Linked DNA regions of Mus musculus: region 1 is linked to region 2. A link is a loop called in an ENCODE intact Hi-C map of the cell type or tissue named here. Cell type or tissue: left cerebral cortex. All regions are shown on one strand. Links, peaks and the distances in the headings refer to the core of each region. The heading gives the core; the rest is flanking DNA. Region 1 has its middle 65 kb from the start of Gm35545. Region 2 has its middle 140 kb from the start of Hira.

Region 1 (13,096 bases), core at 6,765-9,264, 140 kb before region 2:
CTACACTGACTGAAATTGTTACTGGATATAGTAGTGTGAACTGGCATCTGTGGTCTCTTAGAGTATACAGAACATCTGTCTAGGACCTCTGGCTTTTAAAATCTCCGTTGAGAAATCATGTGTAATTCTAATAGGTCTGCTTTAGTGTGTTCCTTAATCGTTTTTCCTTTCAGCTTTTAAAATTATTTCTTTGTGATGCAGTAGAACACATTTTGGGTATATGCCCAGAAGAGGTATAGCTGGGTCTCCATGTAAATGAGAGGAGAGGCCCTTGGTCCTGTGAAGGCTTTATGCCCCAGTATAGGGGAATGCCAGGACCAGGAATGGGAGCGGGTGGGTTGGGTAGCAGGGAGTGGCGGGAGGGGATAGGGGATTTTCGGAGGGGAAACTAGGAAAGGGGATAACATTTGAAATGTTTATAAAGAAAATATCTAATATAAAAAAACTATTTCCAATTTTCTGAGAACCCACCAGATTGATTTCCAGAGTGATTGTACAAGTTTGCAATCCTACCAGCAATGGAGGAGTGTCCCCATTTCTCTGCATCCTCATAAGCATGTGCTGTTGCTTAAGTTTTATATTTTAACCATTCTGAATGGTGTAAAGTGGAATCTCAGGGTCATTTTGTTTGCACTTCCCTGATGACAAAGGATGGTGAACATTTCTTAAAATGCTACTTGCCATTCAAGATTCCTCTGTTATGAATTCTCTGTTAATCTCTCTACTCCATTTTTAATTGGGCTGTTTAGTTTGTTGGAGTTTAACTTCTTGAGTTTTTTACATATTTCAGATATAAGCCCTCTGTCAATGTAGGGGTAGTGAAGATCATTTCCCTATCTGTAGGCTGCCATTTTGTCCTATTGACAATGTGCTTTGCCTTACAGAAGCTTTTCAGTTTCATGAGGTCCCATTTATCAATTGTTGATCTTAGAACCTGAGCCATTTGGTGTTCTGTCCAGGAAATTGTCTGAAGGGTGGTTCTGATGCTATGGCCCTGTTCTCCAAATGGTTCTTAATTTGTCAGTAAAGAAAACTGTGGACAAATTGCTGGGTGGAAGGTACAGGTAGGAATTCTGGGTAACAGGAGAAAAAGGGAGATGAAAGGAAGGAGAGATGAACACAGCAACCATGTGAGGTCTCAGGGGGAGCAAGAGTCTATGGCTACGTCTAAAGGCAGGTGGCTAGGGATTTTTCACTGGGCTAAGTGGGACTAGCCAGTGAAGTTTAGTGCAAGTGGAGATATGGAGATAATAAATTGGTAATGGCACACTTTTACAGGCAGGAGATATCAGTCCCACACATTGTGCCAAGAAGGCAAGCTGTAAAGAAACAAACTGTGTGTATGTCTTGTCTGAGAATTCAAGGGAAGCCAGGTGGGGCTTGGTAGCTCAGCCCACCTCCAGGAGCAAAAGGTGCTAGCATGATACTACACTCAACATTGTCTCTTGTACCAATGCATTCGAGCATACTTCCCACTTCCCACTTTCTCTTCTATTAGATTTAGTGTATCCAGTATTATGTTGAGATCCTTGATCCATTTGGACTTCAGTTTGTACAGGGTGATAAATATGGTTCTATTTGAATTCTTCTACATTAAGCTATACCACAAAGACATGTGCTCCAGTATGCTCATAGCAGCTTTATTCATAATATCCAGAAGCTGGAAACTACCCAGATGTTCTTCAACAGAAGAATGCATATAGAAAATGTGGTGCATTTACACAATGGAATACTATTCAACTACTAAAAACAAGAACATCATAAATTTTACAGGCAAGTGGATGGAGCTAGAAAATATCATCCTGAGTTAGGTAACCCAAAACCAGACCCCAAAGGGCATGCATGGTATGTATATACTGGTAAGTGGATATTAGCCATAAAGTACAGAATACTCACACTATACTCCACACACCCATAGAAGTTAAACATGAAGGAATGCTCATACAAGGATACTTAGAAGGTGGAATAATATAGTCATAGGAGGTAGAAAGAGGGAGGTAACTGGGTTGGAGAGGGGATGGGGAGAATTGGGGTGTCAGGATCAGGTATGGGGAGAGACAGGAGACCAGGCCAGAGGGCAAGAATAATTAATGGAAATCTGCAACTGCCAAGGGTCAGGGAATGGAGGGCATATCTAGGAAGTTCCAGAGACCTGGGATGTGGAAAGCTCCCAGGAGTCAATGTGCCTTGATCTTAGCTGAAATACCTAACAGTGGAGACATAGAACATGAACAGGCTACCTCCTGTCATCAGACAGGACCAGCAGTGGTGATATAAAGACACCAAACCACCCATGAAACTTTTGACCCAAATTTGTCCTCTAAAAGAAATGCCAGGACAAAGATGGATTAGAGACTGAAGAAATGACCAACCAATAACTGGTCCAAGTTGAAACCATTTCATGGGCAAGCACCAGTCACTGACACTGTTAATAGTATTCTGTTATGTTTGTAGACAGGAGATTAGCATAACTATCCACTGCTAGGTTCTAACCAACACCTGACTGAAACAGATACAGATACTCACAGCCAACATTGGATGGAACTGAGGGACTCTCATGGAAGAGTTGAAGGAAGAATTGAAGGCTCTTAAAGAGTTAGAACCCCACAGAAAGACCAATAGAGAAAAAAAGCATGGACCCCTGGGAACTCTCGAAGATATGGAGTCACCAAGCAAAAAGAATAAAGGTCGGACTGAGGCCCCGGGCATATTTGTAGCAAATGTGCAGCTCAGTCTTCATGTGGATCTCCCAGTTACTGGATCCTGGGATGTCCTTAAAGCTGTAGCCTAACTGTGGAATCCATTTCCCAACAGAACTGCTTTGTCTGGCTTCAGTGGGAGAGGATGCACCTAATCCTGCAGATACTTGATGTACCAGGGTAGAGGGATACCCAGTGGGTCACACCATGTCAGAGAAGAAGGAGATGGGGAATGGGGAAGAAACCATAAGGAGGGCTGGGAGGGGACAGCATTTGAGATATAAATAAATAAATAAATAAATAAATAAATAAATTCATTGTTCTGTATGTTTAGAATTTTGATTATTATTTAGTTGGAGAATTTTATTTTATGGCCTGATCTACTTGCTGTTCTTTATGCTTCTTGTACATTTATAGGCATCTATTCCATGTGATTTTAAAAAGCACACTTCCTCCTAGCCTGGTCTTCTTACCCAGTACCACAGCACCTCACAACTTAGCTCCAAGATCAAACCACCACTGGCTCCACTTCCACCCGGCCCATTCCTCAAGCTGGTTCTACTAGGCTGCCCAACAACTATCCCTCCTGAGAATGCCTGGAGCTACCACTCTCATTCCACTGACCAACCACCCCAACAGCCCACTTTCTCTTGCCCTTCTGAGTAACTGCAGATGGAAAACATTAGAAAGCCTTATTATTTTTAAGCCAGCCAGATAACACAACCACTGGGTGCCGAATCTATTGTCCTAAACTAACCAGCTATCTTATATCAGAATACTTCTGGTAGCAGAGGCCACAACTGGCATTAATAGCTCCTGGGCCTACATGGTATTCATGCTCTCTCCCAAATAATACCACTGGTTCTAACAAGCCCCAGGATCCATGTTCCTTTTTCCCAAGCCTGGCCAGAAAGCCCCTTTCTGTATATTGTCTCCTCTTCCTTCTGGGATTCAGAAATTTCACCTCTATATCTTCACCCAACGATTGGCTTCTGCCGTCCTCATTGACCCAATCAAGAAATGACTAGGGAACCTCCCCCCATAGACATCTTTTATTTTATACCAGAAAATTTTTATTTCTGTTTTTTTTAAATATTTACTAGACCTTTGAATTAAGATTCTTCTTCCACTATTGCTTTTATTCTTAAATTTTGTCTTTCTATAGTGTCCCAGTCTTCTTAGATGTTGGGTTTTAGGAGCTTCTAGATTTATGATTTTCTTTGACTGATGTATCTGTTTCTTCTGTTGTATCTTCAATGCCTGAGATTCTTCCATGTTTTGTATTCTAGGTTGTGTGCTTGGGGGGGGGGTCTGGTGCTGTGTTTTTAGGCTTTCTTAAAGGTATGTATTAATTTCCTCTTCAAGTACCTCTATCATCTTCATACACATGGTTTTAAGATATTTTTCTTGTATTTCAGCTATGCTGAAATATTAAAGGCCCTCTCTGGAAGGATGGATGGGCTCTGTTTCCTTGTCTTAATCTGCTGGTATGGTCCCAATGAATGTGTGCTGGTGTTAGGGGGCCAAGATAATGGGATGAGGTAAATTTGAGGAAGGTTGGGAGAGATTTGTGTGACATTTTGGAGTCAGAGAGCAAAGGGAGACAGCAGCAGTTCCCTGTGCAAAGCTGGATTTAAGGCTGATGCCATTTGTTCTTGAATTTTAATTCAGGGTTACTGAGGTCTTGGTTGTATTCTTAGCAATGCTAACTAATATTAAAATTGGAAACACATCACATGGAAACACCATTTAATTGCTGCCTACCTTAAGCACTAGGTAACAGATTATTACATTGATATCTGTGCAGTCTGATTTTAAAGCAAGGTTGAGTCAAGAAAGACTCAAACATGTACAAGAGTGAGACCATGAAGCTGAGTGGGAGGTGTTCTTCTTCCTATGTTTTATGCTTTATTTAAAAACAACCTTTCACCACCTTTTATGATAAAAAATACATTAAGCTATGTCTATTTTATCTTTTAATTTTTGAGATTTTATTTATTTTATTTAACTTTTTATACAATATCTCTGATTATATTCTCTCCTACTCCAACTTCTCCCAGAACTTTCCCACCTCCCACCCAAATTTTGTTTTTTCCTATCTCTTCCCTCTCAAAAAAAAAAAAAACATAAAAATCAAAATCAAAACAAGTGAAAAATCAGCAAAACAAAAAGTACCAAAAATGAAACAAAAATTGCTCCCAAAGACACTTAAGCAGTATCATGGAGTTCATTTTGTGTTGGTCTAATCATGGTGCCTACCCTTGAGTGTGTTTGATATGCAATGACTCTCAATTGTAGAAAATAGGTTTTCTCTTTGCCAAAGGCTATCATCAAACTCCTCCCTCAAGGCTCAGGAATCTATGTGGAATAAGGGTCAGAAAGATTGTATGAGACAGATGAATTGAAGGAAACTGTCTTCCAGATACTACAGGACTGATTCACATATTAACTCACAGAAACTGTGATTGTATGTATAGGACCTGCACAGATTCATGCCAGATAGGTCTCCCACACTGAGAAAAAGAAGTGGATAAGAAAGCATCCTGCTAACCAAGAAGTAATCTGCAATTGATAGCTAATATCAAAGGCATATTTTATGTATTTATATTTTATGTGTGTGAATATTTGCCTGTATGTATGTTTCTGTATTATGTGCATGCACTGCCAATAGATGGCAGAATGGGATATCAGTTACCTGGAAATGGGATGTATAGAGTTGTGAGCCATTATTTGAATGTTGGGAATCAATTGCAGGTGATAAATGCTAAGCTGTCTCTCTAATTCCATCTCTGCTTTTTAACCAAAGTAAAAAAAAAAAAAGTGTTTTGTTTTGACAGGTGTCCCCAGAGAAACTCTTGCACTAAGCCTCTGACTGGTATCCCTAGGGTTCTGTTCCTGAGCACAAAAACTCATATCTAATGGACAACAGAGTGGAGAACTGTATGCTGGCACTTCTTGTGGCATTGACAGTGAGCAATACAACCATATAAATTAATGTCAAGGACACAAAATACAGAAAGAACCAAATCACAGTACTGTTTGTTTAATGTTAACTGATCTGGAGCAAAAAGACTAAAAGGCATAAAACTACCTTTTCATAGTTTGCCAAAAATATGATCTTATATTTTTTATGTAGATAAAAATTGAAAACCAATATCACCTAAATTTCTGCCCCACAGGCATCCACATTAGTTAGCCATAGATGCAAACCATAAGTATAGGCACAGACAAAGGCATACAAAGACATCTCATATCCTTATTCATGTAATTATGTATGTATGTATGTATATATATATATATATATATGTGTGTGTGTGTGTGTGTGTGTGTGTGTGTGTGTAACAGATATTGTAATATAGTTCATCTTGAATCTGTATTTTTGGATCACCCTCCTGTCTCAGCTTCTCAAGTCCTGGAATTATATTAATAAACCCATGTACCTAGCTCACAGCTCACCTTTTAACCTCTTGAAAGTAACACAGTATCCATGCTTTTACATATGCATTGGCAGCTTTTCTCAAAAAGAGAATAATGATTATTAAATCACCCCATGCTTTTGTTTTATAATTATAAAACATGTTCTTTGAAAAACTAGAAAACATGTAGAAACAAATTTCTGGGCTGGAGAGATGGCTCAGTAGATAAGAGGATGGGCTGCTCTCTCAGGAGACTTGGATTCAATTCACACTATCCACGTAATAAGTCACAAATATAGCTCCAGTTCAGGTGATCCAATGCCTTCTTCTGGACTCTTTGGGCAACACACATGCATATGATAGAGACATACTTGTTAACAAAACATCCATATACATAAAATTCATTTTTTTAATAAAAAAAATCTGGTTTTTCCTATAAAGCACCCTGAAAGTGTGTTGGTGTGGCTCTTTCTAGATTATTCTCTGTAAGAAATAATGTCATTAAATAAAGATGAGACATTATCCTTTTCATGTGCCCATGGGACCCTCTTCACTGCTGTAGACATTCATCTAGTCCCTTCTCCAAGGCAACTTAGCCCCTGTGAAAGTGTATATAATTTTCTTGTTAAAAGTGTACCCTAAGGGGCCAGTGAGATGGCTCAGCAGAGTAAACATTCCTTTTAATCCACTTTCTGAGACTCAATGATGAAATAAACTCTAACAAGTTGGTCTTTGGCCCCCACATGATTACTGTGACATACAAGTGGCCCCTACCATTTTTCACAAACACACACACACACCAAAAAAAAATAACAAAACATGATTACTGTGACAAACAAGTGGCCCCCAATTTTTTTCACACACACCAAAGAAAATAATAAAACTCTAGCTTTGAGTCTCCATGTCACTTAGGCCACGTGATATCTCTGTGATGAAGTCATGAAAGCAGAATATCTGGGTTATGAGGAGGAAGTCCCAATCTGTGGGCACAGGAGACAAAGTTATGAAGGACTGAAATCGTGTGTCATTTTCACAGAATTTCAAGAAACAGGGATTTTTTTTGTGCTTGTTCACTCAGTTATCCATTTATTTCCAAGTTAGGAAATTGAGACAGAACTCAATAGTTCTGATCCAGTCAACTCCTCTCTGGTACCCTACTAACATGCAAAGTGAAAAGTGGTTGGTCCTAAAACTTCATTTGCCCTAGACTTCCAGGATTTTAATATTAAAGGCTGAGCTTGGAATGTGAGGACATAGGCAGGTGGATGGCAGCATCAGGCCTTAGGACTATTGCTTGGATTTTGAAGGGATGTAATGTTGACTTGATAGTCCTACCTATGAGAGACACATTCAACTACAATCAAAATGGCCTTTTCCTTCTCAAGGCCCACATCTGGTTCTGTTTGTCATGCTTTGCTTACCATCAGCTTGGTTTCACTTCTGTTTATTTCTCTCTTTTTGTGACCTTGAGTTTTTGTTTAAGTCAACACAGAACTAACTTTAGCTTGGGGATTTCCAAAGTGGCCAACAGAAATCAGGTTGAGCAAACCTGGAAAAAGCAAATAGGTCCACCCCTACACACACACACACACACACACACACACACACACACACACACACACCTTGTCCTATCTCTCATTTTGTCCTCTACATTTGAGGCATTTCTGTCTTACCAGGCCTGAATCCGACATCCACAATGCACCCTACCCTAGAACAATTCTATGATTTCCAAGATATATGAGATCTGGGGATTTACTGATATCCTCATTGGGAAAACTTGAAGGTGATCCTCAAAGAAGGAATGTTAATACTTGAAGATCATTTAAAAAAGTTAGAGAACAGGTCTAGTCAGGGTCCTAAGTGATGATAGTAGTGACTAGGGTTAGTAAGAGGACCCATATATCAAAAACAATGTAGGTAACATCTCTTTCAACCTCCAAATCCATCCTCTGGGACTTATTCTTAATGAAAACATTGTACAAAAAGGCAACAGATTTACCAAGGAAAGTGAGTAGCTTAGTTGGGGTCAAGAGCTGATGAACTTTGGAGCAGTATATATTACTGGATGTCCACCAACATTTTCTACAGAAATAACAGTCCTCTGGACTATCCTGAACTCTCTGCAGCTGACCTTCCACACATTTAACAATTTATTTGTTTACCACAAGCCATACTACCTGTAGCTTAGACCCTATCAACATCTGATCTTGTAACTATTTAATTTCTACACCCTTGAAATGAGGTAAAGCTCTTCATGGTATTTTCATGGTAGATGGAAATAACTTCCATGCAAGTATGTCCATTGTCCAGAAGAGGGTAACACTCTACACTAAACACCTTGTGTGACCACAGGCATATATCTTATGTTCCTGGATGTTTGCCTGACTCATCAGATATAAGGGCCTGGTTTAGAAGTCAAAATACTTGGGAGTTAATTTTGTCTTACTTTTGGGGATTTTGCTGCAATGGGATGATGGTCCTGATGTTGGCCTTAGAAAATTTCTAAGTGTCCATTTTGGTCATTAGTGACCCTGTGATTTTACACACTAAAAAGACAAAAAAAGATGCTAGTGGCATCTCGTTTCATGCTGGGGCTTTTCAAATTTGTAAATCTGGCCAGAAATAGTCTTTTGTACTTGTTCATCTGGCCTTGAGCCCCCTGAGCCCTGCTATCAGCAGCCTTCTGGGTTGTGTGCTTTGTGACCCATCAGTTCTTGCCCTGGGCTAAAAATCACATACAAGAACTAAAACTGTTTTTTCCCCTTTTTAGTTTAAGTTCTATCAGCATCCAAGTCTCCTATACCAAATACTGCCTTGTGTCTACCCAAAATCATATTCTTCTCATTCCCTCAGGGTAAAAACCAGATAGTACCTCTTTTTACTCTCCTGTTCCATATATTGGTCTCGAGCACCCACTCATAGGGCATAGATCACAGCCTAAGCAGAGAATAAGATTGCATCCCTGGTAGCACGAGAGACAAGAATCCAGGGGATGGAGGTAGAGAAGCCAGGGTGCTTAAGTGGTGCTGAATGCACTATCTATGGCTAAACAGAGGATTCACATAGTAGCTATACCTTAATTCCTTTGGTCATGACCACTGGATCCAGCATGCCCTGATTCTCTTCACTTTTTGATTTTTAAGATTCCAACCCCTGGCCCTTTCTTTAGTGGTAGCAACAACCTTGAACCTCCAGTACACTATGGATATAGGAGATCTCATTGGCAGTGCACACTAGGATTTGCTAACTACACTCCAACATGAACTGGGCTAAGTATATTGGAAAACATATTGAAGACATTGGAAGATAAACATGGCTACATGTAGGACCACATTCCTACAGATTTTTAGGAGTACAGATTAGATAGAAACCACTATTGCTTCTCTTCTAAGTGGTCAGATCGCTTGGGCTGTGACTAGGGATTCTCTGAGTCATGAGTGTGGGGTAACCCCAGCAGAACTATGGCTAGCACCTCCTGTATATGAGACAGAAAAGCCACACATAGGGAAATGAATTGTCTCTGCTGGGGGGGGGTGAGCACAGTTCATCGGAGTTTTATCATTGGAATGTGTTTCTTTCTCCATCTATGATGAGAAAATCCATAAGACTGTCAAACACTTAAGATTGTCAAAGTTATATCAAGATCAAATAAGCAATTTAAACATATCTGTAATACCTATTGAAATACAAGTAGGCATTAAATGTCTCAACACCCCAATAAATATCAAGGTCAGAGGATTTTAATCCAGAATTCAAACCAACTTTCAAAGAATTAACACTAATACTCTTCAAATTATTACACAAAATAAAACCCGAAGAAACAAATCTAAATTCATTAAAAAAAAAAAACTACTGTTACCCTAATACCCAAACCATATAACAAACCAACAAAGAACTACAGACCAATTTCCATTATGTACATAGACGCAAATTTTTTCAGTAAAATACAAACAAATCCAAAAACACATGAAAAATATCATCCATCATGATCGAATAGACTTCATTTCAGAGATGCAGGGATGATCCAACACATATAAATAGGTAAATGCAAGCCATTATATAAACAAATTGAATGACTCAAACCACATGAATATCTCATTAGTTACAGAAAATGCCTTTGACAAAAATCCAACATCACTTCATGATATCAGTCCTGGAGAGATGAAGGATACAAAGGATACACCTCAACATAATAAAGGCAGTTTACAGCAAGCCTATAGCCAATATCAACTTAAATGAAGAGAAAATCAATGCAAAATACACTAAAATCAAGAACAAGGCAAGGTTGCCCACTTTCTCCATACCTACTAAATATAGTACTTGAAGTTTTAGATAAAGCAATAATATGACTGAAGGAAGTCAAGTGGATAGGAAGTCGAAAAGAAGAATTCAAAGGATAATTATTTACAGATGGTATAATAATATACATAGTGACCAGGAAAGTCCAATAGGACACTCCTACAGTTGATAAAAAATTTCAGCAAGGTAGTTGGACACTAAATTAACTCACAAAAATCAGGGACATTTTTTATATACAAATGACTACTGGTCTAAGAAAAAATAAGGGAAGCAAGAGCTTTCATGATAATCTCAAACAATATAAAATATTTTTGGAGAATTTCTAATTAAGCAAATAAAAGACTTATATGACAAAAACTTCTTCAAGTTGAAGAAGGAAATACGGCTGGGAAATTGGAGCAGAGACTGAAGGAAAGTCCATCCAGTGACCTGCCCTACTTGGGATCCATTCCATGCACAGGCACCAAACCCTGACACAATTACTGCTGTCATTTGTGCTTGTAGACAGGAGGCTAGCATGGCTGTCCTCTGAGAGACTCTACCATCAGCTGACTGAGACAAATGCAAATACTTAGATCCAACCATTGGACTGAGGTCAGGAACCCCATGTAAGAGTTAGGGGAAGGATCAAAGGAGCTGAAAGAGATGGCAACTACATAGGAAGATCAACAGTATCAACTAACCTGGACCCTGGTAGCTCCAAGAGACTAAGCCACCAACAAAAGAGCATACATGGGCTAATCTGTGGCCCCCAGCACATATGTAGCAGAGGGCTTCTTTGTCTGGCCTCAGTGGAATAGGCTTGTTGTATATGTTTCTGTGGTTTTGAGAAAGAACTCAATATTGCTTGGGTGGGGATGGAGCAAGGATTTTGAAAGATTTTGGAAAGGGAAATAATGTTATTAAAATATATTCAAATTAAAAATTTTTAAATAATAAATAACGTGGAGAATAATAGAGGAAGATATTTTTGTCATGCTATGGCCCCCACAGGCATATATATTGGCTTATGCAACTCCACCCACAAATGTATGTGCAAATAGAAACACACACACCATACAGTACATACACCTCCATTGTAGTCACAAAGATTTTCATACCTCTTTAATGTCCTTTTCATTTTTTAAACTACCTAATGAGTTAAAGTCATATTTTATTTACCATATATTTTGTGTGTAGATTCATCCACTATGACATAGTCATCTGATAAAAAACAACTCCTCTACAATGGCCATAAATTATAGATAGGTTCTCTGTTAGAGGAGGAGCCTCAGAATCCCTTCCCCAGTCCATGTTTCAAGTATTACCTGTGTAGGTCTTGGCAACCACAGCTGCTGTGAGTTCCTATGTGAACAGTTGTGTTATGTCTACAGGACATCATTTCACAGCAATATGACCTCTGGTTCTAACTTTTTTTTCTGCCTTCTTTTTCATGATATTTCTTGAGACTTGAGAGGCCAGAGTTTGTTATAGATTCCTTTCAGTGGAGAACATTGCAATTCTCATAATATTAACACCAGTCCCGTGTCTTAAAAGTACAGAAATATTTCACAAAGGGAAATATGGCTATCAAATCAAAAATATAATGCACATTTCTTGGCTTCTGCTTCTGGTTCCATTTGACATATGGTTTGTTTCTAAAATAATGACTACAATTGGAATTAGGGGTTTTGAAATCAGATCTGGAAGTAGACACAGAAAAGCCCTGACTGGATCCCAAGAAAATGCATGAGGGCCTTTTACTATGAAGAAGAGACTATCTTTATTGAGGAATACTAAAATCCAAACACAATGAGAAAAACTTAGAGTTAAAATGAGAAGGAAATGGCTTACTTGGAATATGAAAATAAATGCATTGGATCCAGACAAAAGAGATGGAGAAGGCAAATTTCAGAATAGCTATGGTTTGGGGAGTTAAATTTGACTTTGGTGTGAACACACGGATATGATCTGACCCTGCTTTCAGCCTTCACCATGATTTCGATAATGATAGGCACTCTAGCTAATGGCTTCATATAAAATGACATATGCCCCTAGACTCAATTAAGACATCTCTCCATGTCTTCCTGGGAATATCTCTATTATATCTTTTGTTATAGGAAAAATAATTTCATATCTTTTTTTCCTTATTCCCAGACTTTTTATACTATTATAGATTTTCCATTTGGAAATTTTTTCGTACATGGTGGTCAAGAAACACAGGGTATGTAAACCTAAAATTTTTCTTCTCATCTTTTGCACTGACTAAAACACTGTGATGTGAACTGCCTTGCACCATTTGCATGACACATAATACAGTAACAATTCTCAGCTGTATCCCAGAAACAATATGCCTGTATATTCTGAGGACACTTGGAATCCAAGTATTGACAGAAGTCCCCTGAGGAAGCGTGGGAAATTTGTATAGCTGTTCATGAGATTTTAGGGAAATCTCCCTGGGTTCTACTGAAGGCAAAGAAGCAGCGTTCCCATAGTGAAGCCACTGCCCATGCTGCTAATGAGTGTGGCAAATGCTCCAGAAGATAAACAATGAGGGCAGCTGAGTCAGCACAGCTTAGCAGAGGGAGCATGGAAACAATAAGTGTAGTGGAGACCACAGTAGATGTTCCCATGGATTGCTGGTCAGGGTCTGGAACATGGAGTAGGAATGGAGATGAGTTGGTGTACATCCCTACCTGTGAC
Region 2 (13,096 bases), core at 6,330-8,829:
AAGCAAAACCATTATATTGAAGTTGGACATGGAAACCCCACAGGAAGAAAAGAGTTCCAAGAGCAGGCACAAGAGTCAAAGACCTACTTGTTCTCATACTCAGGAATCACATAAATATACTAAGCTGTAAGTTATCATATATAGGCAAAAGAACTTGTTTAGACCCATGGTGACCCTCTGCTTGCTGCTTCAGTCTCTATGCCTTACTTAGTTCATCCAGAGGACCTTGTTTTTATGTCCTCCATCTCCTATGGCTCTTACATTCTTTCAGCTTCTACTCCAGCAGGGTTCCCTGAATAGTGAGGAGAACTAATTGATGGAGACATCCCATTTAGACTTTCTCTCCCTGTAAAGTCTGATTATGGGTTTCTCCATCTGTTCCCATCTGCTGATGGAGGAAACCTCTCTGATGCAGACTGAATAAGGCACTGACCCATGAATATATTCAAATATCAGTAGGAGTCATTTTATGATACTTATTTTTTAGATAAGTAGTGTTTGATATTACCCTACATATCTGGGATGTCTAGGTTCTTAGTTACCCTAGCAATGTTATGTGTGGGTATTATCTCACAGAGTGATCCTTAAGTCAAGTCAAATCAGATATTGATTGGCTACTCCCACAAGTTCTGTGCCACCACTGCTCTATTATATCTTACAGTCAAGATACATTGTAAGTCAAAGGGTTTTTGTTTTTTTTTTTTTTTTTGGACTGGTTTGGCATTTATCTTTCTCTTTTAGTACCCTGTAGAGTACCTTCCCACAGCATAAAGACTAGAACATAGGGATGAAGGTTCCATATGGATATCAGCACAACTTCTCCATGTTCAGTGAGTTGTGTTGCTATTTTCTTTTGGCAAGGAGTGGCACTATCAGCCCATTATCTTAGCAACAGCCTAGTTTAGTTTGGAGGACTTGTGACTTCAATAGGACCTCCTTGGTCAACAACGCAATTGAATATAACTCAATCCAGCTACTGGAAGCCTCATTTGATGAAAAGAACTGGCCAGTTGTGACTCCATATCTTCCAATATAAGAAGATCTCAGTACAATCACATTCATATATTTTAGGTTTCTACTACAGTAGGTTTCAATCATTCCTCAAATGCCCCCTCAAACCCAGCTGTATTGCCCTGACATTATCTCCCATCAAAATTCCAACACAATCCTTCCCTGACCTTAAAAGGACAGTTTTCAACATATAGGAAAAAAATAAAGGATAGTTAAAACAATGATGAACAATGAAAAAATTACTGGAAGTCTTACCATTTGGTGGGGATGATATTGAATCTGTAGAATGATTTTGGTAAGATGGCCATTTTTACAATGTCAATCCTATTGATCCATGAGCATGGGAAAACTTTCTTAAATCTGTAACTATCTGTTAGATCGCTATGTTTATTATGTCTGTTAGCTCCAGTATTTCTGAGAGTGTGGTATTGAAGTCTCCCCCTATCAGTATGTGAGAGTCAATATGTAACTTAAACTATAGTAGTCTTTCCTTTACAAAGGAAGGTGTCTTTCTATTTGGGGCATAAATGTTAAGAATTGAAATGTCAGGGTTCAAGCAACCGGCACAGGCTTTAGGCTATTTGAAGGGTTTCACCCAAATATGGATATCAGAACAAATCTCACAATTTATATCAACAACATGCATGACAAAATTACAAAATAAGAAGTGAATAGATACCTATATGTCCTGCTTTCTAAGTTTGGACATATGGTATATTGTACCTTTAAAGACCATGAAGATGAGGGAATAGGAGTTTGTTATATTAAGGGACTGGACATGTCCACAAATGCTTTGAGACAGTTCTAAGTGTTTCAGTTTTACAGTAAACCAATGAGAATTCAGTATACAAAAACATATTCTGATATGTGTGGCACTTTTACTGACAAGGAAAAAAGAAAGCTAAAACCATGCAACAGGCTGCAGCAGCTGTAAATAAAAAGGCTGTTCAGAGACCATCAAATTCAGCTAATACCCAAGGAAATGCAGCACCAAATCCTCTGGTCCCTGATTACCTGAAACTAAATCCTATTTCTTAACAAGTTACCAGAAGAGATGAGTGAGATAACGTTATCTGTGCCATTAAACCAGTTCCCTGGTTTTAAGGAATTTAGCATGGTAGCAAGGAGATATAACATTGCATTTGTAGAATTTGAAAATGATGGGCAGGCTGGAGCTGCCAGAGATGCTCTTTAAGGATTTAAGATCATGCGATCCCATGCCATGAAGATTACCTATGCCAAGAAATAGCATGTGGAAGGCCAGTTTTAAAAGACTTTGGTATTATTTATATGCTTTTTTTATCATGTTTTAGTCAAGTCATTTTAAATGATTGAAAGTGAAGGTGAAGTTTGCAGTAGACAGTCACCTAATTTTTTTTAGTTTGGCTAACTAAACCCTTAACATTGTATAATAAACTTATCTGTTAAAAAAAAAAAAGAACTTAAATGTCATGTTGGTGGCTTTTTCCTTTGATTAGTACATAATGTCCTTCACTATCTCTTTTGGTTTGTATGGGTTTGAATTGAATATTGTTATATATTAAAATGGCTCTATCAGCATACTTCTTAGATACATTTTCTTGGAATATCTTTACCCAACACTTTACCCTAAACTCTATCCTTTATGTTGTGGTGTATTTCTTGGATGCAGCAGAAGGAAGGATCCATGCATTTTGTTAGTCAGTGTGTTTTGATTGGAGAATCCAGACTATTGATATTGAGAGATAGCAATAATCAATAATTACTGATTCCTGTTATTTTGGCCATGGTGCAGGTTGTGGTGTAGTGGTGGTAGTGGTAGTAGTAGTAGTAGTAGTAGTAGTAGTAGTAGTAGTAGTGTGTACATGTTTCCCTTCTGGTTTTGTTGGTATAAAATTATTGAATGCCTGTGTTTTTATAAATGCAGTTAATGTTCTTAGGTTTCTCATGTAACACTTTCTTTTTCTTTTATTTTTTTTTGGGGGGGAGGGGTTCTAAACAGGGTTTCTCTGTGCAGTCTTGTCTGTCCTGGACCTCACTCTGTAGACCAGGCCGGCCTCGAACTCAGAAATCCACCTGCCTCTGCCTCCCAAGTGCTGGGATTAAAGGCATGCGCCACCACTGCCTGGCATACAACACTTTCTAAAGGGCTAAATTTGTAGATAGGTATTCTTTAAATTTGGCTTTACCATGAAATATCTTATTATATCTCTCTATACTGACTGAAATTTTTACTGGATATAGTAGTTTGGGCTGGAATCTGTGGTCTCTTAGAGTATACAGAACATCTGTCTAGGACCTCTAGCTTCTTTTAGAGTCTCCATTGAGAAATCATGTGTAATTCTAATAGGTCTGCTTTAATGTGTTCCGTAATCTTTTTTTCCTTTCAGCTTTTAAAATTCTTTCTTTGTGGTGCAGTGGAACATTAGTTGGAATATGCCCAAGAGAGGTTTAGCTGGGTCTTCAGGTAAAACTATTACCAATTTTCTAAGAACCCACCAGATTGATTTCCAGAGTGATTGTACAAGTTTGCAAACCTACCAGCAATGGAGGAGTGTCCCCCTTTCTCCACATCCTCATAAGCATGTGCTGGTTTTTATTTTAACCATTCTGATTGGTGTAAAGTGGAATGTCAAGGGCATTTTGATCACATTTCCCTGATGACTAAGGATGGTGAACATTTCTTTAAGTGATTCTTGCCATTTGAGATTCCTCTGTTGTAAATTTTCTATTTAACTTTCTACCCCATTTTTAATTGGGCTATTTAGTTTGTTGGAGTTTAAATTCTTGAGTTCTTTATATATTTTGGATATTAGTCCTCTGTCAATGTAGGGTTAGTGAAGATCGTGTCCCTATCTGTAGGCTGCCATTTTAACCTGTTGACAATGTGATTTTCCTTACAGAAGCTTTTCAGTTTCATGAGGTCCCATTTACCAATTGGTGCTCTTAGAACCTGAGTCACTTGGCATTCTGTCCAGGAAATTGTCTGAAGGGCAGTTCTGATGCTACAGTCCTGTTCTCCAATTGGTTCTTAATTTGTCAGTAAAGAAAGCTGTGGACCAATTGCTGGGTAGAAAGTACAGGCAGGACTTCTGGGTCCCAGGAGGAAAAGACAGATGAAAGGAAGGAGAGATGAACAGAGCAACCATGTAAGGTCTCAGGGGGGAGCAGGAGTCTATGGCCACAACTATAGGCAGGTGGCTAGGGATGTTTGACAGGACTAGGTGGGACTAGCCAGTGAAGTTTAGGACAAGTGGAGATATGGAGATAATAAATTGGTAAGGGCACACTTTTCCAGGCAGGAGATATCAGTGCCCACAAATTGTGCCAAGAAGGCAAGTTATAAAGAAAAAACTGTATGTGTGTGTTTGTCTGAGGATTCAAGGGAAGCCAGGTGGGGGCTGGTAGCACAGCCCACCTCCAGGAGCAAAAGGTAGTAGCATGATACTACACTCAACATTGTCCCTTGTACCAATGCATTCTAGCATACTTCCCACTTTCTCTTCTATTAGATTTAGTGTATCCAGTATTATGTTGAGATCCTTGACCCACATGGACTTGAGTTTGTACAGGGAGATAAATATGATTCTATTTGCATTCTTCTACATGCAGCTATACCACAAAGACATGTGCTCCAGTATGCTCATAGCAGCTTTATTCATAATATCCAGAAACTGGAAACTACCCAGATGTTCTTCAACAGAAGAATGTATATAGAAAATGTGGTACATTTACACAATGGAATACTATTCAACTATTAAAAACAAGAACATCATAAATTTTACAGGCAAGTGGATGGAACTAGAAAATGTCATCCTGAGTTAAGTAACCCAAACCCAGACCCAAAAGGACATGCATGGTATGTATATACTGGTAAGTGGATATTAGCCATAAAGTACAGGATACTCACACTATACTCCACTCACCCATAGAAGTTAAGTGTGAAGGAAGGGTCATACAAGGATACTTGAATCTCAATTAGAAGGGGTAATAAAATAGTCATAGGAGGCAGAAAGAAGGAGGTAACTGCGTTGGAGAGGGGATGGGAGAGAATTGGGGTGTCAGGGACAGGTATGGGGAAAGACAGGAGAACAGAAAAAATGAATTGAAATCTGCAGCTGCCAAAGGTGGAGGAATGGAGAGCATCTCTAGGAAGTTCCAGAGAACTGGGATGGGGGAGGCTCCCAGGAGTCAATGTGGATGATCTTAGCTGAGATACCTAACAGTGGGGACATGGAACATGAAAAGGCTACCTCCTGTCGTCAGGCAGGACCCACAGTGGAGGTATAAAGACACCAAACCACCCATGAAACTTTTGACCCAAAATTTGTCCTGTCTAAAAGAAATAATGGGACAAAGTTGGATTAGAGACTGGTCCAAATTGAGACCATATCATGGGCAAACACCAGTCCCTGACACTGTTAATGATATTCTGTTATGCTTGTAGACAGGAGATTAGCATAACTATCCACTGATAGGTTCTACCCAACACCTGACTGAAACAGATACAGATACCCACAGCCAACATTGGATGGAACTGAAGGACTCTCATGGAAGAGTTGAAGGAAGAATTGAAGGCTCTTAAGGAGTTAGAACCCCACAGAAAGACCAATAGAGAAAAAAACCTGGACCCCTGGGAACTCTCACAGAGATGGAGCCACCAAGCAAAAAGGATAAAGGCCAGACTGAGGCCCCGGGCACATTTGTAGCAGATGTGCAGCTCAGTCTCCAAGTGGATCTCCCAGTAACTGGAGCTGGGGATGTCCCTAAAGCTGAAGCCTGACCATGGAATCCATTTCCCAACAGAACTACCTTGTCTGGCCTCAGTGGGAGAGGATGCACCTAATCCTCTAGGTATTTGATGTGTCAGGGTAAGGGGATACCTAGTGGGTCCCATCATGTCAGAGAAGAAGGAGATGAAAAATAGGGGAGATACTCTGTAAGGAGGGCCAGGAGGAGACAACATTTGGGGTATAAATTCATTCATTCATTCATTCATTCATTCATTCATTCATTGTTCTGTATGTTTAGATTTTTTATTATTATTTAGTGGGAGAATTTTATTTTATGGCCTGATCTATTTGCTGTTCTATATGCCTCTTGTACATTTATAGGCATCTATTCCTTATGATTTTAAAAAGCATGCTTGCTCCTAGCCTGGTCTCCTTTCCCAATGCCATGGCCCCTCACAACTTAGCTCCAAGATCACACCACCACTGGCTCCACTTCCATCTGGCCCATTTCTCCAGCTGGTTCTGCTAGGCCTCCCAACAACCATGAATGCCTGGAGGTACCACTCTCATTCCACTGACCAACCACCCCAGCAGCCCACTTTCTCTTGCCCACCTGAGTAACTGCAGATGGAAAACGCTAGACAGCCTTATTATTTTTAAGCCAGCCAGATAACACAGCCACTGGATTGTCCTATTGTCCTAAACTTATCAGCTATCTTATATCAGAATACTTGCAGTGGCAGAGGCCACAACCAATTCTAATAGCTCCCAGGCCTATATGGTATCCATGCTCCTCTCTCCCAGATAACACCACTGGTTCTAACAGTCCCCAGGGTTCATGTTCCTCTCTCTCTCCCAAGCCTGGCCAAAAAGCCCCTTTCTCTATCTTGTCTACTCTTCCTTCTGGGATCCAGAAATTCCACCTCTATATCTTCACCCAGCGATTGGCTTCTGCCATCTTCATTAACCCAATCAAGAAACAATTACAGAAACTCCCCCTATAGACATCTTTTAATTTAGATCAGAAAAAAATTTGTTTCTATGGTTTTTATATATATATATTTGCTGGGCCTTTGACTTAAGATTCTTCTTCCCCTATTGCTTTTATTCTTAAGTTTTGTCTTTCCATAGTGCCTCAGTCTTCATGGATGTTTTGTTTTAGGAGTTTTTAGATTTATGATTTTTTTGACCGATGTATCTGTTCCTTCTATTGTATCTTCAATGCCTGAGATTCTTCCATGTCTTGTATTCTGGATTGTGTGCTTGTGTGTGTGTTTGTGTGTGTGTGTGTGTGTGTGTGTGTGTGTGTGTGTGTGTGTGCTATGTTTTTAGGCTTTCTTAAAGGTATGTATTAATTTTCTCTTTAAGTACCTCTATCATCTTCATACACTTGGTTTTAAGGTATTTTTCTTTTATTTCATCTATGTTGAAATATTAAAGGTCCTCTCTGGTAGGATGGATGGGCTCTGTTTCCTTGTCTTGATCTGCTGGTATGGTCCCAATGAATGTGTGCTGGGGATGAGATAATAGGATGGTGTAAACTTGAGGAAGGTTGGGAGAGATTTGTATGATATTTTGGGGATAGTGTTAGAGAAGAAAGGGAGACAGCAGCAGTTCCCTGTGCAAAGCTGGATTTAAGGTTGAAGGCATTTGTCATTGAATTTTAATTCAGGGCTACTGAGGTTGTATTCTTAGCGATAGTAACTAATATTAAAATTAGAAACACATCTCATGGAAACACCATTTAATTGCTGCCTACCTTAAGCACTAGGTAACAAATTATTGCATTGATATCTGTGCAGACTGATTTTAAAGCAAGGTTGAGTTAGGAAAGACTCAAACATATACAAGAGTGAGACCATGAAGCTGAGTGGGAGGTGTTCTTCTTCCTACATTTTATGCTGTATTTTAAAACAACCTTTCACCACTTTTTGCAATCAAAACCACATTAAGCTATCTCTATTTTATCTTTTAATTTTTGAGATTTTTATTCATTTTTATTTATTTTTTATACAATATCATTTGATTAAATTCTCTCCTACTCCAACTTCTCCCGGAACTTCCCCACCTCCTTACCTACCCAAATTTTGTTTTCTCCTGTCTCTCACCTCTCCAAAAAACACAAAACACAAAAATGAAAATCAAAACAAGTGAAAAACCAGCAAAACAAAAATACCAAAAATCAAACAAACTAAAACAAAAATTGTTCCCTAAGACACTTACACAATATTATGGAGTTCATTTTGGGTTGGCCTACTACTTCTAACCATGGTTCCTACCTTTAAGTGTGGTTGATATCCAATGACTCTCAATTATAGAAAATAGGTTTTCTCTTTGCCAAAAGCTATCATCGAACTCCTCCCTCAAGGCTCAGGGATCTATGTGGAAGAAAGGGCAGAAAGACTGTGTAAGACAGATGAATTGAAGGAAACAGTATCTTCCAGACACTACAAGACTGATTCACATTCACAGATGAACCCCAGAAATTGTGGTAATGTGAACAGGACTTGTACAGGTTTAAGCCAGATAGGTCCCTCACACTGAAAAAGGGACGTAGATAATAAATCATCCTACTAACCAAGAAATGAAATACAATTGATAGCTAATATCAAAGGCATATTTTATTTATTTATATTTTATGTGTAGGAATATTTGCCTGCATGCATGTCTGTGTATTATGTGCATACACTGCCAATGGAGGCCAGAATGGGATAACAGTTCCATGGAAATAGGATTTACAGAATTGTAAGCCATCATTTGAATGCTGAAAATCAACTGCAGGTTATAAATGCTAAACTTTCTCTCTAACTCCATCTATGCTTTTTAACCAAAATAAACAAAGTGTTTTGCTTTGACAGGTGTCCCCAGAAAACCTCTTGCACTAAGCCTCTGACTGGTATCACTGGTGCTCTGTTCCTGAGAACAAACACTCATATCCTAATGGACACCAGAGTTGAGAACTGTATGCTGGCACTTCTTGTGGCACTGACAGTGAGCAATACAACCATATAAATGAATGTCAAGGACACAAAATACAGAAAGAACCAAACCACAGTAAATATGACCAGCCTAATCTAACCTCCATCAATATCAGAACCTAGCCAGGCCAAAAAAAGAAAAAGTTCTGTTAGGAGAAAACAGAATAAACACCTTCACCTGGGCATGGAGTATGGAGACGTTGGAGGCAACTAACTTCTTTCTGGGAAGGCTGTAGTGATAGAAGAGTTCCATCTCTTAAGGTTACTGATACCCTTCCTAAAAGATTTCCACCAGGACCTTTGGCCATCAGCATGTTTCATTACTATGTAATAACATTCATTACCTTTGTTTCAGCAATATTTTCATTTTGTTTGTTTTTTGTTAGTATGCACTTATGAATTACATATTTTTCATTTCTTGGGAGAATGAGCCAAGACTGTTTTGGTTCTGGCTCTTTTTTTCTCCCAGCATTTTTTTCATTAAATCCTTTTCTAATAGCAATTGTCTTTAAAGCAAAGGTTGGAGGTTTTCCACCATCATTCTACACCATGCAAATATGGTCCCTGCTAGGAAGTGCTGATCCAGAGAACAGTAACTATCAGAAATATGCCATTCCAATTTAACTACTTGATTCTAGGAGGGAAGAATATCCCAGGGGGCCAGAAGTCTGTACACTGCTATGTCCTAAATAGAGTGCATTTGCATGAGGTTTGAAGATCAGTCTCCAAAATGAACGTGTTAGGTTAGAGCACAGTGGTTCTTCTTCCTGTGAAGATACCTAATTCTCCCCACAAAACACAGTCTCGAAAAGGGCAGTTCCCTTTTAATATTTTATATTTCCCCAGGTTTGAGTTTCTGAATCAGTTCTCTAAATTATGGACTTCAGTGCACCCTAGAATAGGTGCACTGAATATTATATATTTTATATTTCCCCAGGTTTGAGTTTCTGAATCAGTTCTCTAAATTATGGACTTCAGTGCACCCTAGAATAGGGTAAAGAGATTTGACTTCTTTGTGACCAAGGCCTTGAATCCATCATTTCTTCACTAAAGTGCACCATTACCCCACCTAAACCTTACCTAAGTCTGAGTTTGGATGTCACTGTCACCATTACCATGCCATATACAAGTGTGCAGAGAGGACAAACACAGATGCAAGAGATGGATCCAATATTCAAACAAGGCCATTCTGGGATCTCATCATCAGGGTTTTTTTTATAGTTTAAACCCCATTCCTAGAGGAGTCCGCTAATGAGCTCCAAGATCTTGGCAATGCCTACATTTCACCCGAGAAAACCCCACTGCTTCTTTGTGCAAACATGTTTTAAGCATTTTGTAGATATGGTAGGCAGTGACACCACTATTTTACAGTAGAGATAAATCTTATATGTTAAAGAATTAGCCTATGTCATATCCAAAACAAAATTAGAGCTGAAATTTGAACTTAAATATTAATTTTATTGTCTTTATAAAGAGTTCCCAGTTTTCTGTTCTCATGATTACGATATTAAACAGACACCCTAGAGTCAGTTATTAATTTATTCACTCATTCAATTATCCACATAGTTATGAACTCTAAAAACTACTTGTTCATCCAAGCATTTCTTGTTCAACCATCTAGTCATTCAGCCATCTAGCCCTCTATTCATAAACCCATCCTTTTATCCATCTGTGAATCTATCATCCATTTTTCATACAGCCTTTCCCTTATCACTCAACTATTCATCCAACCATTCATCTCTTCATCTGTCCACACAGATGCATTTGTAATGCATTTGTAAATCGTCAACTTTTCCATTCATTCTTCCACCCATCCATTAATCAATTGCCCACTTATACATTCATTCACCCACCACTCTTTTCCTTCCTACTTTCATCTTCTTTTTTTCCCATTCTTTGAACTACTTATTGAGAGCCATTGAGTGCTTCTCAGTGTGAAATGAAATATTTAGAGACCTGAAACATTCCAAATCTTTTTGGATCAAAAGCTTTACTTAGGTCAATGTGGCCGTTGGAAGAGGAATGTGGGGATGAAGGTGGCAGGGTGGTTCAGAACAGCAGTGGTTCAGCTTCTCTTAGTTTAGTTTTAGACTATAATATTACACTCACAGAACTGGATAAAGAAGTGGGAAGTGAACAAAAAATAATGGTGGCTATCTTCATGATGCTTAGAGAACAGATACCAAATGAAGACATAGGTGAAAGTCTCCTAAAATTTCTTAGACCATGCAAACTGTAGGTAAACAAAGACAATGGATAATTTTCCACATCTCTCTGATAATCAATCAAGCCAATGAATGTTGATTTAAGGATTAAGACTTAGATGGATGGTTTTCTGTCTTGTTTTCAATGTAACACCAAATACAGAGTTCTTCTAGTAAATATGTGAACAGACAGGAAATACATGTTTGTCTAGTGTTAACTGACCTAGAGCAAAAAGACTAAAAGATATAAAATTTCTTTCCCATAGTTTGCCAAAAATATGATGTTATATTTTAATGTAGATAAAAATTAAAAACCAATATAACCTAAATTTCTGCTCCACAGATATCCACAGTGGTTAGCCATAGATGCAGACAATAAGTATAGGCACAGACAAAGGCATACATACACACCTCATATCCATATTCATGAAATTATGTATATGTATACGTATTTATGTGAGACAGATATTGATATATAGTTGATCTTGAATCTGTATGTTTGGATCACCCTCCTGTCTCAGCCTCTCAAGTCCTGGAATTATATTAATAAACCCATGTACCTAGCTCACATCTCACCTTTCAACCTCTTCAAAGTAACACAGTATCCATGCTTTTACAGATGCATTGTCAGCTTTTCTCAAAAAGAGAATAATGATTATTAAATAACCCCATGCTTTTGTTTTATAATTAAACATATTCTTTGAAAAGCTAGAAAACATGTAGAAACAAACTTCAGGGCTGGAGAGATGGCTCAGTAGATAAGAGGATGGGCTGCTCTTTCAGGAGACCTGGATTCAATTCACAGTACCTACATAATAACTCACAAATATAGCTCCAGTTCAGGTGATCCAATGCCTTCTTCTGGACTCTTTGGGCAACACACATGCATATGATACAGACATACTTGTTAACAAAACATCTGTATACATAAAGTTAATTTTTTAATAAAAAATCTAGTTTATCCTAGAAAACACCCTGAAAGTGTGTTGGTGTGGCTCTTTCTAGACTATTCTCTGTAAGAAATAATGTCATTAAACAAAGATGAGATATTGTCCTTCTCACATGCCCATGGGTCCCTCTTCACTGCTGTAGACATCCATCCAGCTCCTTCTCCAAGGCAACTTAGACCCTGTGAAAGTGTATATAATTTTCTTCTTAAAAGTGTACCCTGAGTGGCCAGTGAGATGGCTCAGCAGACTAAACATTCCTTTTAATCCACTTCCTGAGACTCAATGATGAAATAAACTCTAACAAGTCGGTCTTTGGCCCCCACATGATTACTGTGACATACAAGTGGCCCCCAATTTTTCAAACACAAACGCACACACACGAAACAAAATAATAAAAATTTAAAAAGTAAACTCTAGCTTTGAGTCTCCATGTCACTTAGGCCATGTGACATCACCATGATGAAGTCCTGAAAGCAGAATTTCTGGTCATGAGGAGGAAGTCCCAATCTGTGGACACAGGAGATAAAGTTATGAAGGACTGAAATCATGTGTCATTTTCATAGAATTTCAAGTAACTGGGGTTTTTGTGCTTGTTCACTCAGTTATTCATTTCTTTCCAGGTTAGGAAATAGAGATAGAACTCCATAGTTCTGATCCAGTCAACTCCTCTCTGGTACCCTGCTAACATGCAAAGTGACAAGTGGTTGATTCTAAAACTTCATTTGCCCTGCACTTCCAAGATTTTAATATTAAAGGCTGAGCTTGGAATATGAGGATGAAGCCAGATAGAAGGCAGCATCAGGCCTTAGGACTATTGCTTGGATTTTGAAAGGATGTAATGTAGACTTGATAGTCCTACCTATGAGAGACACATTCAACTACAATCAAAATGGCCTTTTCCTTCTCGAGGGCCACACCTGGTTCTGTTTGTCATGCTTTGCTTACCATCAGCTTGGTTTCACTTCTGTTTATTTCTCTCTTTTTGTGACCTTGAGTTTTTGTTTCAGTCAACACAGAACTAACTTTAGCTTGGGGATTTCCAAAGTGGCCAACAGAAATCTTGTTGAGTAAAGCTAGAAAAAGCAAATAGGTCTACCCCTACACACACACACACACACACACACACACACACACACACACTTTGTCCTATCTCTCATTTTATCCTCTGCAACTGAGGCATTTCTATCTTACCAGGCCTAGATCCTACCTCCACAATCAACCCTACCCTATAACAATTCTAT

What was found. Peaks named below come from ENCODE experiments on the same cell type or tissue, not always from the same donor. Only the 100,000 strongest peaks of a DNase experiment are listed, where the experiment ranks them.
Region 1: it touches region 2 in a loop (5-fold over the local background); 9 of 42 quality-filtered maps call a loop at or near these places.

Annotation. Positions count from the first base shown.
Region 1 is chr16:19,147,211-19,160,306 of GRCm38, reverse strand. It overlaps Igl. Among named protein-coding and RNA genes, the nearest start is that of Gm35545, 65 kb to the left of the region's middle. In left cerebral cortex, for the core only: no CTCF peak of the experiment used is centred there; no DNase peak of the experiment used is centred there.
Region 2 is chr16:19,007,219-19,020,314 of GRCm38, reverse strand. It overlaps the pseudogene Gm18747. Among named protein-coding and RNA genes, the nearest start is that of Hira, 140 kb to the right of the region's middle. In left cerebral cortex, for the core only: no CTCF peak of the experiment used is centred there; no DNase peak of the experiment used is centred there.